Regions from separate parts of the Homo sapiens genome. Here region 1 is linked to region 2. Evidence: read pairs that join two places in POLR2A ChIA-PET (ENCODE). Cell type or tissue: Panc1. All regions are shown on one strand. Links, peaks and the distances in the headings refer to the core of each region. The heading gives the core; the rest is flanking DNA. Region 1 has its middle 9.7 kb from the start of LINC02951. Region 2 overlaps RAB30 (RAB30, member RAS oncogene family).

What was found. Peaks named below come from ENCODE experiments on the same cell type or tissue, not always from the same donor. Only the 100,000 strongest peaks of a DNase experiment are listed, where the experiment ranks them.
Region 1: POLR2A ChIA-PET joins it to region 2 with 5 read pairs; 9 of 35 experiments call an interaction of 5 or more read pairs at or near these places.

Annotation. Positions count from the first base shown.
Region 1 is chr11:83,102,382-83,111,440 of GRCh38, forward strand. It overlaps the pseudogene COX5BP4 and the pseudogene C1DP5. Among named protein-coding and RNA genes, the nearest start is that of LINC02951, 9.7 kb to the left of the region's middle. In Panc1, for the core only: no CTCF peak of the experiment used is centred there; no DNase peak of the experiment used is centred there.
Region 2 is chr11:83,047,450-83,056,508 of GRCh38, forward strand. The region is part of intron 1 of RAB30 (RAB30, member RAS oncogene family); the gene reads right to left. Among named protein-coding and RNA genes, the nearest start is that of SNORA70E, 10 kb to the left of the region's middle. RefSeq lists an enhancer at 7,428-7,587. In Panc1, for the core only: no CTCF peak of the experiment used is centred there; a DNase peak (open chromatin) is centred at 4,492; H3K4me3 peaks cover 690 bases; H3K27ac peaks cover 3,387 bases.

The DNA of each region.
Region 1 (9,059 bases), core at 368-8,367, 55 kb after region 2:
CAATTCTCCTGCTTCAGCCTCCCAAGTAGCTGGGATTACAGGCATGCGCCGCCACGCCCAGCTAATTTTGTATTTTTAGTAGAGGCAGGGTTTCTCCATTTTGGTCAGGGTGGTCTCGAACTCCTGACCTCAGGTGATCTGCCTACCTTGGCTTCCCAAAGTGCTGGAATTACAGGCGTGAGCCACCGCGCCTGGCCTCCACATTGCATTTTTATCTTTTGTGTCTTCTTTTTCCTTTTAAGCTTGACCTTAATTTGCTGTAAAACCTGCTCTTGTACACATAATAATAATAATAATAATAATATAACAATAATAAATGGAGAAGTGGGTAGAATACACCATGTACTTTGTCCCTAACTAGGAAGCCACCTTCCCACTTCTCTTCCCACACAGCCATTATTGCTTCAAGCACACATTAAAGGATCTCAAAGGCCAGCTGTCCTTAATTGTCCATAACCAAACATTTCAGGCCATCTCTGATTAGTACATCAAACGCATCCATTTGGTGCAGGTGGACTATTTCCACATTTGCTCTTTATACCTCAGTAACTGGTCAGACTATTTAGAGGGAAAAAGAATCTTGCAAGGCAGTTGGCTCTAAAGGAATGCTGAATATTTCATTCTTGGGCTCTTGATGCATCAGAACAAATCCCCTTTGTCTTCTTCTGGATACAGAGTGATGGCATTGGTTCTTTATGTATATTCAAACCCTGCCCTAAGCACTGAGAAAGTTGTTTTGCTCATTTATTTACATATGCCTTTATTCATTCATTTAATAGCCATTTATTGAGCAACAACTATGTTCCAGGCCTGTGCTAGATCTTGGGGATATATCGCTGAGAAAGACCGGCAGACTTACATTCCACCAGGATAGGCAGACCAAAAAACATGTCATCAAATAAGGAACAAGAAAATTGTGACAAGTACTATAAAGAAACTGTATCTGGATAGTGTAATTGGGCAGAGAGGGATGCAAAGAGAGATGGGGTGGTCAGAGTGGACCTTTCTGGGGAGAGAATATTTAAACTGAGTCCTGAAGAATGAGAAGCCAGTTATGTGAAGAGCCAGGAAAGAGGTTTCTCAGCAGGGCAAAGGTTAAATGCAAGGCCTCTGAGTTGGAGAAGAGCTTGATAGGTTTAGAGAAATGAAAGGAGAGTAGAGAGGTTGGCAGAAGACAAGTTAAGCAGGGTTTTGTAAACTAGGACTATAGATTTTACTTTAAGTACAACTCATTATGCATTCAACAAACACTAATTGAGTGCCTAATATGTGCCAGGCACTATTCTAGATGCTGGACATGGAGCAGTAACAAAACATAACAATCTTTCCCTCTTGTAAGTTATATTCTAGTGGGGAAGATAGGAAATAAACAAAATAAATAAGTAAAATAGTAATTTTAGATAGTGCTAAGGAGACTATAACAAACCAAGGAAAAGAGTTAAGAAGTGTAGGACTGTAATTTTAGGTAAGAGTCACCAGATAAGGCTTCACTGAAAAACTTACATGTAAGTAAAGGTTTGAGGTGTCCATGTGCTGCCCAGGAGCAAAATCCTGGGCCACTTTAATATTTAAAGGTCAGGGAGAAGACCAGGAAAGGAGAATGACAAGGACCATTGGGAAAAGTAAAAGAAAAATTAGGCACATGTCCTGAAAGCTGGAAAATATTTCAGGGAGAAGAGAAAGCAACCATGTAAAATGCTGCAGATGGTAAATAAAGATGAGGACTGAAACATGATCATCTGTTTTTTATTTGTTTGTTTTTTGAGACAGAGTCTCACTCTGTCACCCAGGCTGGAGTGCAGTGGCACGATCTCAGCTCACTGCAACCTCCACCTACCAGGTTCAAGCAATTCTCTTGCCTCAGCTTTCCGGGTAGCTGGGATTACAGGCGTGTGTCCCCACACCCAGCTAATTTTTGTATTTTTAGTTGAGATGGGGTTTTGACATGTTGGCCAGGCTGGTCTCCAACTCCTGACCTCAAGTGATCCGCCCACCTCAGCCTCCCAAACTGCTGGGATTACAGGAACGAGCCACAGTGCCGGCCTAACACATATTCATTTGATTTAGCCATGGGGAAGTTATCGATGACCTTGAGAAGAGCAGTTTCACTGCTATAGTGGAGATGAAACCTGGGTAGGAATACGTTCAGGAGAGAGTTGGAGAAAAGAAACTGGAGATTCAGAGTGTAGACAACACTTTCAAGGAATTTGCTGTAAGGGTAAGGGATTTGAAATGGGTCACCGGCCACAGGAGAATTTAGATCAAAAGAGGTTTTTCTCCAACTTTAAAAAAAATGTTCAAATGTACAGAAAAGTTGGAGAATAGTAGAATACTCATATACCCTTCATCTTATTGCAGCAATTGTTGACATTTTGCCATATTTGCTGTCTCTCTAGAGAGAGGATTTTAAAAATTTTTTTCAAATTGCTAAGTGTAATGCATATACAGAAAAATTGACCAGACAAAAATATATAACTCAATAAATGATCAAAAACAAGCACATGTAACCACCACCAATATCAAGAAATGTGCTTTTGGGTTGGGGTTTCGTACATAGCCGAGCAGCTCCCTCGCTGTGATCTATTCAGTCAGCCCTCAACACAGGAGTTTGTAAAAAAAAAAAAAAAAGGTATCATCCTCATAGTCCCCTTGTGCCCCCTCACTCCCATCAACACATAACCGCCATCCTGAATTTATGGTAATAACTTCTTGCTTTTCTTTCTAATTTTACCACATAAGTTTCTAAACATGACAGTTTAATTTTTGCTTGTTTTTGAACTTTAAGAATCAAATCATTTATGTAGTAATATTATTTTATATTTGACTTCTTTAGCTTAATATGTTGTTGTGTGTTTATTGTTCCACTGTAGTGTTCTGTTGTAAAAATATGCCAGCTTTTATTTATTCATTCTACTGTTTATAATGATGTTAGTTGTTTCCAGTTTTTTGCTGCTATGAATAATGCTGAGTGCTGCTATAAATATGCTTGTTTATGTCTCCTGATGCACATATTCATGCATTCTTATCCAGTACATTCCTAGGAGTAGAATTGCTGGGTTGTAGGAATGTATATATTCAACTTCCATAGCTAATACAGAGAGTTTTCCCGATTGGTTATACCAATTTACCTTCCCATTAGCAATGTATGAGAGCTGTTGCTCCATGTCTTCACCAACAATTGGGATTGTCTGTCCTCTTACGTGGGTGCACAGTCATATTTCATTGTTGTTTTAATTAACATTTCCCTGAATACTGACATTCATTGGCCATTTGGATATCTTCTTTTACAAAGTGCCTGTTCAAGACGTTTGCCCACTTATAAAATTAGATTTTTTAGACTTTTTCTTATGATTTGTAGCTGTTTTTCTTGTATACTAGGGATATGAGTCCTAGTAGATTATATGTGTTGCATATATCTTCTGTCACTCTGGTTTGCTTTTTCATTTTCCTAGTGCTATCTCTTGATGAATAAAGCTCTTCATTTTCATGTAGTCAAGTTATCAGTCTTTTCCTTTATTGTGCTTTTTTGGGTTATGTGTAGGAACTTTTCATCGTCTCAAGGTGGATACGCTCCTGTGTTATCTCCTATAAGGTGTGTTGTTCTATCCTTCATATTTAGGAATATAGTACACCTGGAGTTTTTGTATTATCTTTTCATTTTTAGCACTTGGATATCTAATAACCCAGCATCATTTATTGAAAAACTTTTTCCTACTGTTCTGAAGTGTCATTTTTGTCATAAATTAGATGTCCTTATGGAAGTTCATTTCTGGGCTTAGTATTTTCTATCCTTGCAACATTACCATACTGACTTAATTGCTATAGCTTTATAAGTCTTGATATTCAATGGGACAATTACTCCTACCTTGCTCCTTTTCAAAAGTTTATTTTCCATTCTGGGTCCTTTCCATGTTTCTATAAATTTGAGAATCACCTTATGGAGTCTTATAAACCAAGTCCTCTTGGAATTTGGATTGGAATTGCATTGAATCTGTAGATAATCTGAGATGAAGCAGTATCTTTAGTGTAACTGGGTCTTCCAATCCATGAATATGGTACAGCCTCTCCTTAATTTAGTTGTTCTTCTTTTTTTTCAGGTGGGTTGGGGGAGAAGGAGCCAATTCAATGTCTAGTCTTTACTGGAAAGAAGAAACTTTACAGCGCATTTTGAGCAATTTAGTGCAGAGTCTCAGTGGGTCAACTGGCGGGGCACCAGATAGTAATGGATTTCACAGTTAGGGCATTGCTGGGTCTCACCTTTGTGCAGCCAAAAACTAGAGGACAGCACTGTTGTACTCTTCACAGATGCAGCCCACTATTCACTTGTTGGTGATGGAGGAGACTAAATTAGGGTCTTCTTTGGTGCCAGAAGCTTCCTTTTGGAGTAGTGTATTCTATGGGTCCAGTCCCTTTCATGCAGCCATTATGACCTACATCTCCAGTCCAGACACATCACCATCAGTAGGAACACCACCTTCAGATGCCATGGAGCACATCAAGGCCACCCACTGGAACCATGGGCCCTCAGAGTCTGCAAGGGCAGCACTCCAACTCTGTGGCATAACCTCAAAGCCATATGCTCACGACAAGCAGCAGCACTTCTGGGAACAGGCTTCAGAGACAACTTGAGTTCTTCCTTAATTTCTCTCAGTAAGATTTATAGTTTTCTATGTACAGGTTGTGTACTTTTTCTTTGTGTGAACTTATTCCTATTTGAAACTTCAGATGCTGTGGAAATTGTATGTTTTTAAAAAAGTTTTCTAACTGTTTATTGTTGGTATGTAGAAATATATCTGATTTGCATACTGGTCCTTTATCCAGCAACCTTCTTAAATTCACTTTTTAATTCTAATAATTTATCTGTAGATTCTTTTGGATTTTCTATGTATGTAACTATATCATTTGTAAATAATGCCAGCTTATTTCTTCCTCTTCCTCACTCTGACATTCTAAAATGTCTCCTCTTTTCTATAAGTACTTTAAAAATAATGATTAAATAATTTATTTATCTGGAGTTTATTTTGAGCATTGAGTATGCAGTGTGGCTCTAAGCTAATTTTTTTCCCAGATGGATATCCTGATTTTTATGTAACAGTTATTAAATAAACCATCTTTCCTCAATAATTTGAAATGAGACCTTTATAATAGATTAAATTCCTATGTGTATTTGATTTCACTTTTGTGGGTTTTTTTTTGGATCACTGAACTCTTTTAGTTATTGTAACTTTAAAATGTTTTAATATTTGGTAGATCTTCTTATTTATTTTTGGAATATATATTTCTATTCTTATTTAATTTTTCATATAAATTTGGGAATCAGCTTATCTAATTCCAAGACAAAATTCTATTTAGATTTTTATTAGGAGAGCTTAAGTTATAGATTCTATTTATAAAGTTGAGCTTTCCGGATAGGTGCAGTGACTCACACCTGTAATCCTAGCACTTTGGGAGGCTGAGGCAGGAGGTCAAGGCTGCAGTGAACTGAGATTGTGCCACTGCACTCCAGCCTGGGTGACAAAGTGAGACCCTGCCTCAGAAAAAAAAAAGTTGAGCCTTCCTATCTTTTTCTCTGTTTCTTTTCTTTTCTTTTCTTTTTTGGCAGAGTCTCACTCTGTTACCCAGGCCGGAGTGCAGTGTTACAATCTCAGCTCACTGCAACCTCTGCCTCCCAGGTTCAAGTGATTCTCCTGCCTCAGCCTCCTGAGTAGCTGGGACTATAGGCATGCACTACCACGTCCGGCTAATTTTTGCATTTTTAGTAGAGACAGTTTTGCTATGTTGGGCAAGCTGGTCTCGAACTCTGGACCTCAGGTGATCTGCCCGTCTCGGCCTCCCAAAGTGAGCCACTGCACCTGTCCAAGGGCTACCTTTCTAGTGGTTCAAATTGTTTGTGTCACTTAATACTTTAATATAGATCTTGTGCATATATCAATTTATTTCTAGACATTTATCTTTTTTGTTGGTACTGTTAATAAAGCTATTTTCTTCATTATGTTTCCAAACTGGTCATCGTTTGCTTGAATGTTGCTTATTAACCTTTCTGTGAGTTAATTTTGGGTTTTTTGTTTGTTTTGGTTTATTTTGTTTTTGCTTTTTCTTTTTTTTTTTTTTTTTTGAGACAGGATCTCACTCTATTGCCCAGACTGAAGTATAGTGGTACAAACATGGCTGAATGTAGCCTTAACCTCCTGAGCTTAAGAGATCCTCACACTTCAGCCTCCCAAGTAGATGGGACCACAGGCGTGCACCACCATGCCTAGCAAATTTTTTTGTTTTAATTTTTATAAAGATGAGGTCTCTCTATATTGCCCAGGCTAGTCTCAAATTCCTGGGCTTAAGCAATCCTCCTGCCTTGGCCTCCCAAAGTGCTGGGATTACAGGCATGAGCCACTGAGACCAGTCATTCTGTGAGTTAATTCTGTAATCCAACCACTGAACTAAATTCTCTTCTTGTTTGTAATAGTTTTTCAGTTGATTCTCTTGTTTTTCTCAGGTAAGCAATTTATATAATTTTTAAACAACATGTAATTTACTTCTTCCTGCCTGTTTTTTATTTCACTGATTTCTATTAAGAGATTTTAAGCAGGAGAGCCCTCCTGCTTAAATCTAATCTGATTACAACATCAAAAGATTACACTGGCTGCAAAGGTGGAATCAAGAAAATCATTTAGGTGTCCAGTAACAAAAGATGGTATCTTGAGCTAAGAGAGTGGCAGTAGAGGTAGAGAGAAGTAGGGAGATGGGAGATATATTTTGGAGGTCAAATATGTGGCAGAGAAAGGTTAATCATATTATTCTAAAGATTTGGAAAATTCTTGGAAATCTTAGAATATAAGAATCATAGTTTATTAGAAGAGACCGTAAATATAATCAAGAGTCTCTAACCCGATGCATTCTCAGTTTCACTACAATTTCCTGGCTACTTCCAGTGGTAGAGAACTCACTACCTCCCATGTCAGCCATTCAATTTATTCAATTCACTCCACAAACCCTGCTCTTTGTCAGGTACTGTGAGGGACCCTAGAAAACATGGATAATGAAGATCCACTCCCTTCTCTGGGGAAGTAATGAAGATTCACTCCCTTCTCTGGAGAAGCTCATAGAAATGGACAACTCTTTTGGAAAGTCTCTTTCCTGGCTGGGCAATGTGGCTCAGGCTTAGCAACCTTTCTAATGGTTTAAATTGTTTGTGTCACTTAATACTTTAATATAGATCTTGTGCACTTCTTATCAATTTATTTCCAGACATTTATCTTTTTTGTTGGTATTGTTGATAAAGTTATTTTCTTCATTATGTTTCCAAACTGGTCATTGTTGGCTTGAATGTTGCTTATTAACATTTCTGTGAGTTAATTTTGGGTTTTTTGTTTGTTTGTTTTGGTTTGTTTTTGTTTTTGCTTTTGTTTTGTTTTTTCTTTTTTGAGACAGAATCTGACTCTGTTGCCCAGACTGAAGTGCAGTGGCACAAACATGGCTGAATGCAGCCTTAAACCTCCTGGGGTCAAGAGATCCTTCCACTTCAGCCTCTCAAGTAACTGGGACCAGTGGCTCATGCCTGTAATCCTAGCACTTTGGGAGGGCAACGCAGGCGGATCGCTTGAGCCCAGGAGTTGGAGATCAGCCTGGGCAATATATGGTGAAACCCGCATCTCTACAAAAAAATTAAATACATAAATACAAAAATTAGCTGGGCATGGTGGCATGTGCCTTTAGCCCAAGCTATCTGGGAGGCTGAGATAGGAGGATTAATTAAACCAAGGAGGTCGAGGTTGCAGTGAGCCATGCTCATGCCACTGCACTCCAGTCTGGGTGACAGAGCAAGACCCTGTCTCAAAAACAAACAAACAAAAATTTAAATGGCAAATCTACATATGAATTCAATACAGTAGACATTTAAACCTTGCACTGCCACATAATTATTTATTTTGTGAAAAAATGACATACTTTTTGAATATGTATACATCAAAACCAAAAACTAAATGTTTACTTTTTTGTTTATTGACAGCTTTTTGTTTGTTTCTTGTTTTTTGTTTTGTCTTTTGAGACAGGGTCTCACTCTGTTTCCCAGGCTGGAGTGCAATGGCACCATCAAAGCTCACTGCAGCCTTGATTTCCAAGGCTCAACTGATCCTCCTGCCTCAGCCTCTCCAGCAGCTGGGACTACAGGCACGTGCCATCATGTCTGGCTAATTTTCTCCATTTTTTGTAGAGACAGGGTCTCCTTATGTTGTCCAGGCCAGTCTTGAACTCCTGGGTTCAAGTGATTCTCCTGCCTCAGCCTCCCAAAGGCTGGGATTACACGCATGAGGCACTGTGCTAGGCCTCTACTGACAACTTTTTTTTTGTTTTTTGAGACAGGGTCTCACCCTGTTACCCAGGCTAGAGTGTAGTGGCACAGTCTCCACTCACTGCAACCTCCAGGTTCAAGCAACTGTTGTGCCTCAGCCTCCCAAATAGCTGGAATTACAGGCGTGCACCACCACGCCCAGCTAATTTTTGTAGAGACAGAGTCTCATCATGTTAACCAGGATGGTCTCAAACTCCTAGGCTCAAGCAATCCCAAAGTGCTGGGATCACAGCCTCCCAAAATGCTAGGATTACAGGTATGATCCACTTTACCCAGCTTTTACTAGCTTATTAAGTAACCGGAGAGTTTAGTCCCTACAGTTTTATGATGCATTTTTAGGTTTCAGTTCCCAGAGGTCATTTTTTACAAATGTTGAAGATGTACCTCTGTCCAGCTTGCCAGCCTTTTTCTGTTATTTCCTTGACTGTGTTCATATATATTCTGATTCTTTCCAATTCCTTCCTGCTTTACTAGCTGTTTCTTAGTATTAACTCCTTGAGTTGCCAAATAAACTCAAAACTTTAAATTTAATGTGTACATAGAAACTAAATCCACTTTCACTTGTTTAAGTGGGTCCAACTTCTGCAACAACTCATTTCAAGAAACAGACATCATGGTCTTTAGCATATTATCCACAGCACCAGTGTAATTCTCAAGCATTGACAAATATTCATGAATTTCCACTGGATGGTCTTCATTAATTTCTTCATGT
Region 2 (9,059 bases), core at 475-8,474:
TAGAATAATTTAGCTCACAACATTATTTCTTTTTCCCTCTATTGTTGTTAAAAATACACGATACCAAAACAAGGAATTCAAATATTTATGTCAGGGCAACAAGCCAAGGAAAGTCTTGAGTATATGATCCTATTAACAATAATAGAAGATAGAGCAAGGTAAAAGAAAAAATAAAGCTCCCTGCCTCGACTCTTGACCACACATACTTTCCCAAAATAAACAGCCAGCAATTATTCTTTTAATGTTCCTCCTCTGTTCACCCATAAATCACTGCTATGTATAAACCTCTTGCTGATTCAAAGGATTTTTTTTTTCTTTCAGTCTTCCTCTTTTTGATTGCTAACAATGAGTTCTGAAAAGGGCTGAGAGTGCTTTTCCACCATCCCTCAGTAGAGCATCTCCATTTACAAGTACAATACACTCCAACCACACACTTCATTGTCATACTGTTACGTATAAATCACAAAGTTGATCTAGAGATTCTGCCTTTTCTCCTTTCCTCTAAAGAAGCAACTTGGGGCTGGGCATGCTGGCTCATACCTGTAATCCCAACACTTTGGGAGATAAGAGGATGGCTTGAGGCCAGGAGTTTGAGATTGGCCTTAGCAACATAGCAAGACCCTGTCTCTACAAAAAATAAAACGATGCTCACTTCTCTCCACAAGGCCCCGTATGCCCAGTAATGACATGGAGTCACAAATCTCACCTTCTCCCCAGGCACCCTGCTCTAGATATGCTGGCCTAGAAGGTTTAAAAAGAAAAAAAATCCCACCTCTAATCCCAGCACTTAGAGGCTGAGGTAGGAGGATCGCTGAAGACCAGGAGTTCGAGACCAGCCTGGGCAACATAGTGAAATCCTAAAAAAGTAAGAAATTAGCCAAATGTGGTGGCACATGCCTGTAGTCCCAGCTGCCCAGGAGGCTGAGGTGGGAGAATCACTTGAGCCCAGGAAGTCAAGGCTGCAGTGAGCCGTGATAACACCACTGCACTCAGCCTGGGCAACAGTGAGACACTGTCTCAAAAAAAAAAAAAAAATCCTGAATATTATAATGCTCATTTCTAAGCTCTTCATAAACCAGAAGAGAGACAGTTTAAATTTGGATTCTTTCCCCGACTCAGTAGGTAAGCTTTTTCTTTTTCCAATAGCCAGAGGAGGTAGGCAAACATTGGCCCCTCTGCTGACCTTTCTATGAACCTCAAAAAAAATCTCTTTACTTCCCAACCTTGGGGTTGTCTAGCCAATCAAAATGAGTTTAATGTTAGCCTGCATCCTTGTTTGAGAGGTAAGGAGCCTGCATTAGGTTCATGCTGTCTGAGCTCTGCGACCTCTAAGGAAAGGTCCTGTCGTGGCTGCTCGCTGATGCCAGCCCCAAACAGCCTCACCCACCGTCTCTCCAAATCCCATTGCTGTAAGCCCTGCTGCTGGGCCCCAGCATGGCCCTGAGTGGCTGTACTCCACCCTTCTTAGATGCTCTGCCCTTCTCCCTGCTGGAGCATGTGAGCTGGAGCATCCACTCAAGCTCGAAAAAGAACCACATGGTTAAAAAGAAACTTTTTAAAGTAGGTAGATAATTAATGTAAAGAGGGGCAGACTGCCTCTACAATAAGATAAGTCTGATATCGCCTTGTTTTGTAACTATAAAAGTCCTTGCAAACTATTTATTAATGTTTGCAAAAAGATGCTGGGTGTGGTGGCTCACACCTGTGATCCCAGCACTTTGGGAGGCCAAGGCAGGCGGATCATGAGGTCAAGAGATCAAGACCATCCTGGCCAACATGGTGAAACCCCCATCTCTACTAAAAATACAAAAATTAGCTTGGTGTCATGGCATGCACCTGTAGTCCCAGCTTCTCGGGAGGTTGAGGCAGGAGAATCGCTTGAACCCGGGAGGCGGAGGTTGCAGTGAGCCGAGATTAAGCCACTGCACTCCAGCCTGGCAACAAAGCGAGACTCCATATCAAAAAAAAAAAAAGGAGGCCAACATTTGCCTGGTTTTTCTGGGGGGCAGAGGCGGGGGGTGCAGGGGGCAGTTTTTGTGTTTTTTTTTTGAGACAGGGTCTCACTCTGTTGCCCAGGCTGGGGTTCAGTGGCGTGATCATAGCTCACTACAGCCTCAACCTGCGGGGCTCAAGCAATCTTCTCATTTCAGCCTCCCAAGTAGCTGGGACTACAAGGTATACGCCACCATGCCTGGTTAATTTTTTTTTTAATTCTTTGTAGAGACAGGGTCTCACTATGTTGCCCAGGCTGGAACATGTGCCTTTTGAAGGTAAAGTTCAATAGAAAATTTGAGGTGATTCAAATAGGCTTTGGAAAACACCTTGGCCTACTTATTGATTATTATCAGGCATCTTTGGAAATAACTACACATCAATTATCCAAAGAGACTATTACTCTTTTAATAGTGTACAATCATTTTAACAGTAAGAATAAGAATGGTACAACTATTCTCACTCCTCAAAGTAGAATTGGCCATTCCCCTTCCTTTTGGGGCCCACAGTACCCTATAGAGATTTTAATAATGGGGCCAAGCATGGTGGCTCATGCCTATAATCCCAGTGCTTTGGGAGGCTACAGTGGGAGGATCACTTGAGCCTAAGAGTTTGAGACCATTCTGGGCAACATAGGGAGACCTCATCTCTAACAAAAATAAAAAATTAAAATTAGCTGGGCATGGTGGTGCATGCCTGTAGCCTCAGTTACTTAGGAGGCTGAGGACTACTTGAGCCTGGGAGGTTGAGGCTGCCCTGAGACATGATTGAGCCACTGCACTCCAACCTGGGCAACAGAGCAAGACCATGTCTTAAAAAAAAAAAAGACTTTAATAATAGGACCTGAATCCCTTTATTTACTCATTTGTTTGCATGATTGTCTCTCAACACCCCGCTCCCCTTACTACCCACACTGTAAGAACCTTGAGGTTCTATAAGAGCCATCATATTCCTTCTTGAGCCCTATTGTTCAACAGACTGTCTGGCACACAACAGGTACTTCATAACAACAGGATGATGGAAAAGGAGGAGAGGGGATCGCTGAAAATGAAAAGGGGAGAGGCAGTAAGAGTTAAGAAGGCAGAAGCTGAATTTGTTTTATTCATTGTTACCTGGCCTGCAAGTATTTTTTAAATGGACTGAAAAAACTAAATGAGCAGTGGTACCAAGGCATGAAATTATAGAGCTTTGTTTTAAAGTGATGAATATGATCCTTCATCAATTCTAAAAATACTTTTTCTTACATTTTTGACTGGTTGGAAACTAGGATGCATTTTATAATGGCATCTTAGCATTTTGTGATAGTGTATTAGGAACCTCATTTTCTTTTTCTCAGTGGTACATAAAATACTTGTACATGTTAGAAATGATGGTGACATAGATTCCATGAAATGCAATCATTTGGTGTGGCTGTGGTAATAAGGGTTGGAAAGGTTGCAGTGAACCGAGATCGCATCACTGTACTGCAGCCTGGGCAACAAAGCGAGACTCTGTCTCTTAACAGCTTTTGAGTCCCTGTGTGGTTCAAACTAGCTAGGTGCTCACCAAACCTATTTTGTTTTCTTCCTGGGCAAACAGGCCTTTCTCAGTTGTTACTGGGTCACAACTAAATTATGGGGTCACAAACTAAATTATAATCAATAGATTGAGGACAGAAGTGATATAAGCCACTTTCAGACCTGGCCCATGGAATCCTTCCATGTGAGATCCTTCCATCTCCTTCTCCATCTGCAGGTTAAAAGGAGAAAGCTCTAAGAACAGAGGAGTCACAAGATGGAAGGAGCCTGGGTGCCCGAAACATTAAAGGCAGCTTAGCCAGGAATAACCATGTTGAACTGCTGTACACACAAGAAATAAACTTCATTTTTATTGAGCCACTGAAATTTGGGGGCTGGTAGGGAAGTTACCTGCTCTAAAACCTCCTGGTTCCGGCTGTACCTGTTCTTTTCATGGTTACATAAAATACCTCAGTATCCTTCCCACACATTCTCTCTTTACCCCAATTAGAGTTGGGTTGCTTCCGTCCATAACTTAAAGAGTTCTAACACAGCCAGGAAGAATGAAGAGCTATCATTTGAAGCGGCAAGAAGGTGGAAGTAAGCAACGATCCCTAAGTGTCTTGGGAACACCTAGAAAATTTGTCAGAACAGGGTAATAATTCCAACAAACTGATGACAGTCCACGAAAGACCCTTTTCACTTTCCAAGGGCTTCTAGCTTTAAACTCATAAAGCACTTACAGTTAAAAAAAAAAAACAAAAACCCTCTTCCCCACCCTCATTTCATTCTCAGAAGCATGTATGAAGTTGTAATAGCCCTGACGTATGGTTTACCTACTAAGATACCCTCAGGAGTTCTCATCTAGCAAGTGAGATACACCTTATTTATCATACATAGCCAGCTCTGCTGTCCCAGAATCTATTGGAAAATGAATCACACATAGCTCTAAGAATTCAAATAATTACTCTGGGGTAAATAGTTCTGGGTATGAGTGTACAACCCTGGCTAGAGTTTTCAAAGATAAATATTCAACAATCACCAAAGCTTCTGGTAGCATTTACAATACTATAAATGAGATTACAAAAATAAACAGGAGAATGATGCCACAAATGCCTCCTTGAGCAATAATCAGGTTTGCCAGGAACTGGAGACCAGTGATGACAGAGCAGGCCTCCTGCTCAATTTCCAGAAACATTTCTCTTTGAGCCAAATTTGGTCTTTAAGAACAAGCTCTGGCATCTGTAAAACACGCTACAGGCTTGTTATAAAGCCCATTTATACTATATATTGAGTTACGTGACTCAGAACAGCAGCATGAAGCTGGGATTGTCATCAGTCCTTCCTTTTCAGCAATAAAAACAGGCTCAAACAGATCAAGTGCTCACAGCCCCAGGATTTGTGACTTGAGCCAAGACTTAAGCTCTGATCTCCTGACCTCGGATCCTCTATCCATTTCGCTATAGCCCAAACTATGGAATACCAGGGAAGAGAAATGGCCTGGCTAGAGGAGACTTTTCCCCACTGCCATAATTCATCAACCCATGTTGGAAGCTAGTTTTCCATGTTGCATGCAGCCATGTGTGGGAACTTAACAGCAAGGGCTAAAGGGCCTGAGAGAGATGTCTGGCCTGCCTCCAAAGCCAGCTGGGAAAACATTCCCTGACAAGACACTGTGCCCACAGGGGAACACGAGAGAAGAAGGAGCCTGAGGCAGCAGATTAGAAGTGCTGAGCCTTCCATGTGATCCTGTCTTAATCTTATAGTTCAAGGCCTCTAAGAACCAGTTGACAAGGTCTCTCAGAACTGCAAAGATAGAATCTGGAGCAAATGAGCTGAAGTTTTCCTTTGTTGGGGAGGGAGAAGGGATCCACTACAAACCTAGCTGACCTCAATCAGCATTCTCTCAGATGATTTTTATGAGCCACTTCTAAAAGACAAATTGCCAAGATCAAACACTCATACATTGACTGGGAAAAGAGACAGTGAGGTGCAAGGCAATATTAATATATTAATGTTTTAGTAAAAAAACTTTCCCTGTGACTTGGTGATCTACCACCTCAGAGAGAAGACACAGGGAACTGGAGCTGTCCTTCAGTGTGTTAGAAAAGTTGAAGAGCTGGCCTCCCCTAACTATCATGAATCCCCTGGGCTCCATAGATGGAAGGGAGGCGTCTATGCCCTGCACCCTGGGTGGTTCCTCCAGAAATAGAAACTCTAGTGTTTTGAAGGAGCATGAAGTAGAGGAAGGAGCCTTAAACCACTGTTTAGTCTCCTTCCAGCTGTGACCTTAAGCAAGTCACAACCTCTTTGAGCCTCAGTTTTTGTACTTATAAAGCCAGGATAAGAACACCTACATTACAGGATTGTGGGGAGGATCAAATAAAATTATAAATGCAAAGGGCAGAGCACAGCTGCTCAATTAATGGTTAGTGCCTAACTTTTGCCCCTCAACCTCCACTTCAATTTCTTAGTATTGAAATTGTATATTTAGTAATTCTAATCCTTAGTAACTCAGCGGTACTTAGTAATTTTGAGAAAATCACATATATTACCCAGTGTCTTGGCAATTTCACTTGCTTTTTTGAAGCATAACCATCTGTGACTTTAGTTGTGAGCATCTCCAATAACTCTGGACCCTTGAGTCTCTTACTAATCTGCTCTATGCTTCCTAAATGCCTTCAAAAAAAAAAAAATCTAACCCACAGGTCCCTTTTTAACCTTATAATCTTTCTCTAATCTGGAAGAGATTCTAAACCTTATAGATATTTGACAAATTGCTGGGAACTTAACTGTCATATATGACTAAATTTTCCATAAGACTTAAAATAAAAAGTTTGCCAAAGTTTTAATGACTTTAATAAATAAGTGGCCAAGTGTTATGGTTCATGCCTGTAATCCCAGCACTTTGGGAGGCCAAGGTGAGTGGATCACTTGAGGTCAGGAGCCTGAGATCAGCATGGCCAACATGACGAAACCCCGTCTCTACTAAAAATACAAAAAGTAACCAGGAGTGATAGCATATGCCTGTAATCCCAGCTACTCAGGAGGCTGAGGCAGGAGAAACGCTTGAACCTGGGAGGCAGAGGTTGCAGTGAGCTGAGACTATTCCACTACACTCCAGCCTGGGTGACAGACAGAGGGAGACTCTGTAAATAAATAAATAAATAACATGCTTATGACCATAGGGACAACAGGAAGGATGAGGTTCTTGTGGTCTTCTTCATTATCTTCCTGGAGTCATTTCCTCTTAACATCCTCTCATCCTAGACAGGGTCAGGTGCCCCTCCTCTATGCTCCAGTAGTTATCTCTATGTACACTGCCAGCATTATGACCATACTGTATGATAATCATCTCTTTTACGTCTCTTTCTTTAGCCTACAATCTCCTTATAGTCAAAAACAGTGTGCTGTCAAATCTTGATTGCTACTACCCATGAGCACAGTATCTGGCATATAATAGATATAAAACTTGTGTTTGATGAATGAATAAATTAGGTTTTTAGATCTGGGAGAAACTTTAGAAATAACCTGGTCTAATACAGGCCTTCATTTCACAGACAAGAAAGCTGAGCCTGTCCCTGGTCATCTAGGTGGCTAGGAAAAACAACATTAACAACAACAACAAAAAAGAAAGTTGAGGCCACGCATGGTGGCACACCTCTGTAGTCCTAGTTACTGGAGAGGCCAAGGAGGAAGGATCACTTGAGCCCAAGAGTTTGAGACCAGCCTGGGCAATAGAATGAGACCCTGTGTCTACGAAAAAAAAAAATACAAAAATCAGCCAGATGTGGGGGTGTGCACCTGTAGCCCCAGCTACTCAGGAGGCTGAGGTGGGCAGACTGATTGAGCATGGGAGGTTAAGGCTGCAGTGAGTCGTGATCATGCCACTGCACTCCAGCCTGGGCAACAGAACAAGACCTTGTCTCAAAAACAAAAAAGAAAAACGAAAAGAAAGCTGAGCCTCAGAAATGTAAGGTATCCTCAGAAGCAGCAAGAAGATGGCAAGTGGTGGCGGCCAGGTGCCATTTTGACTGTAGTTCAAAAGCAGACATCACCTGGCACTCACCTGCAAGAAGAAGCGTGTGGCTTAGTGGACACAGCATGGGCTCTATAGGAAAAGTCTTGCTCCTGCCACCTACCCGTCATGTGATTTTGGACAGGTTACTTCCTCTCTCTGAGTCACAATTTCTGCATCTGCATCTGCATCTGTTAATTGGAGCTATTAATAGCTCCAAAGTTGTTAGGGTTATTAAATCTGCCACCATACATAAAGTGCCTAGCATAGCACCTGGCACTATGTAAATGTTTACTGAATGAATCATGAATGAGTACCTGTCCAGCACACCACAACTTCATGAACCTGGTTTAGACTTTGCTTTCAGGTCTCTGACCACAGCAAAGATGGCTGGGACACCCACAATTATAGAACCATGAACTTGGAGATCTGTTCCTTGCAAGGACTGGACTTTAAAGCATGTCTATAACTTTGCTCACTGTTCCCTTCCCCTGAGTTGCCCTTCTCACCTTCCTCATTGACACACAAATTTTATCCATCTTCTGCTGCGCAGCCAGATCTACCCTGTCTTGGAAGCCATTTCTAACACTTATTACTTCTCAGTCCTTCCTGTCTCACTGATCACTTTCTACCAAGTAGTAAAGGAGTGCTATGATTTGAATGGTTTGTGTCCTTTTCAAAATTCATGTTGAAATTTAATCCCCAATGCATCTGTATTTAGAGGTGGGAACTTTAGGAGGTAATTAGGCCATGAGCGCTCCATGCTTATGAAGGGATTAGCACCTTACAAAAAGGGCTTGAAGGGGTGAGTTGTCCTTCTGTGCCTTCTACCATGTGACCACACATCCTTTGGAGGATGCAGGAACAAGGCACCATCCAAAGGGCACAAGAGTAGAAAAGCAGAGAGTATCCTTCAGCAGACACCAAGCCTGCTGGCGCCTGGATCTTGGACTTTTCCAGCCTCCAGAACTGTAAGAAATAAATTTCTGTTGTTCACAAATTACTCAGTCTCAGATATTTTGCTATAGTAGCACAAATGGACTAAGACATAAGGTGTATCTGTTTGGTTTTTTAGATATACATAACATAAAATTTACCATCTTAACAATTTCTAAGTATACAGTTCAATAACATGAAGTATATTCACATTGATGTGCAGCCAATCTATAGAACTTTTTCATCTTCTAAAACTGAAACTCTACACCCACTAAACAGCTTCCCACTTCTCTCCTGCCCCCAGCTCCTGGTAACCACCATTTTACTTTATATTTCTTTGTATCTGACTACTCTAAATATCTCATATAATTGAAATCATACAAAATGTGTTTTTTTGTGACTGGCTTTTATTTCACTTAGCATAAGGTCTTCAAGGTCATCCACGTGGTGGCATGTGTCACAACTTCCTTCCTTTTTAAAGCTGAGTAATATTCCACTGTATGTAAATACCACATTTTGTTTATCCATTCAACCATCAATGGGCACTTGGGTTGCTTCCATCTTTTGGCTATGGTGAATAATGCTGCTAGGTGAACGCCTTAATCATAAAGATGTGT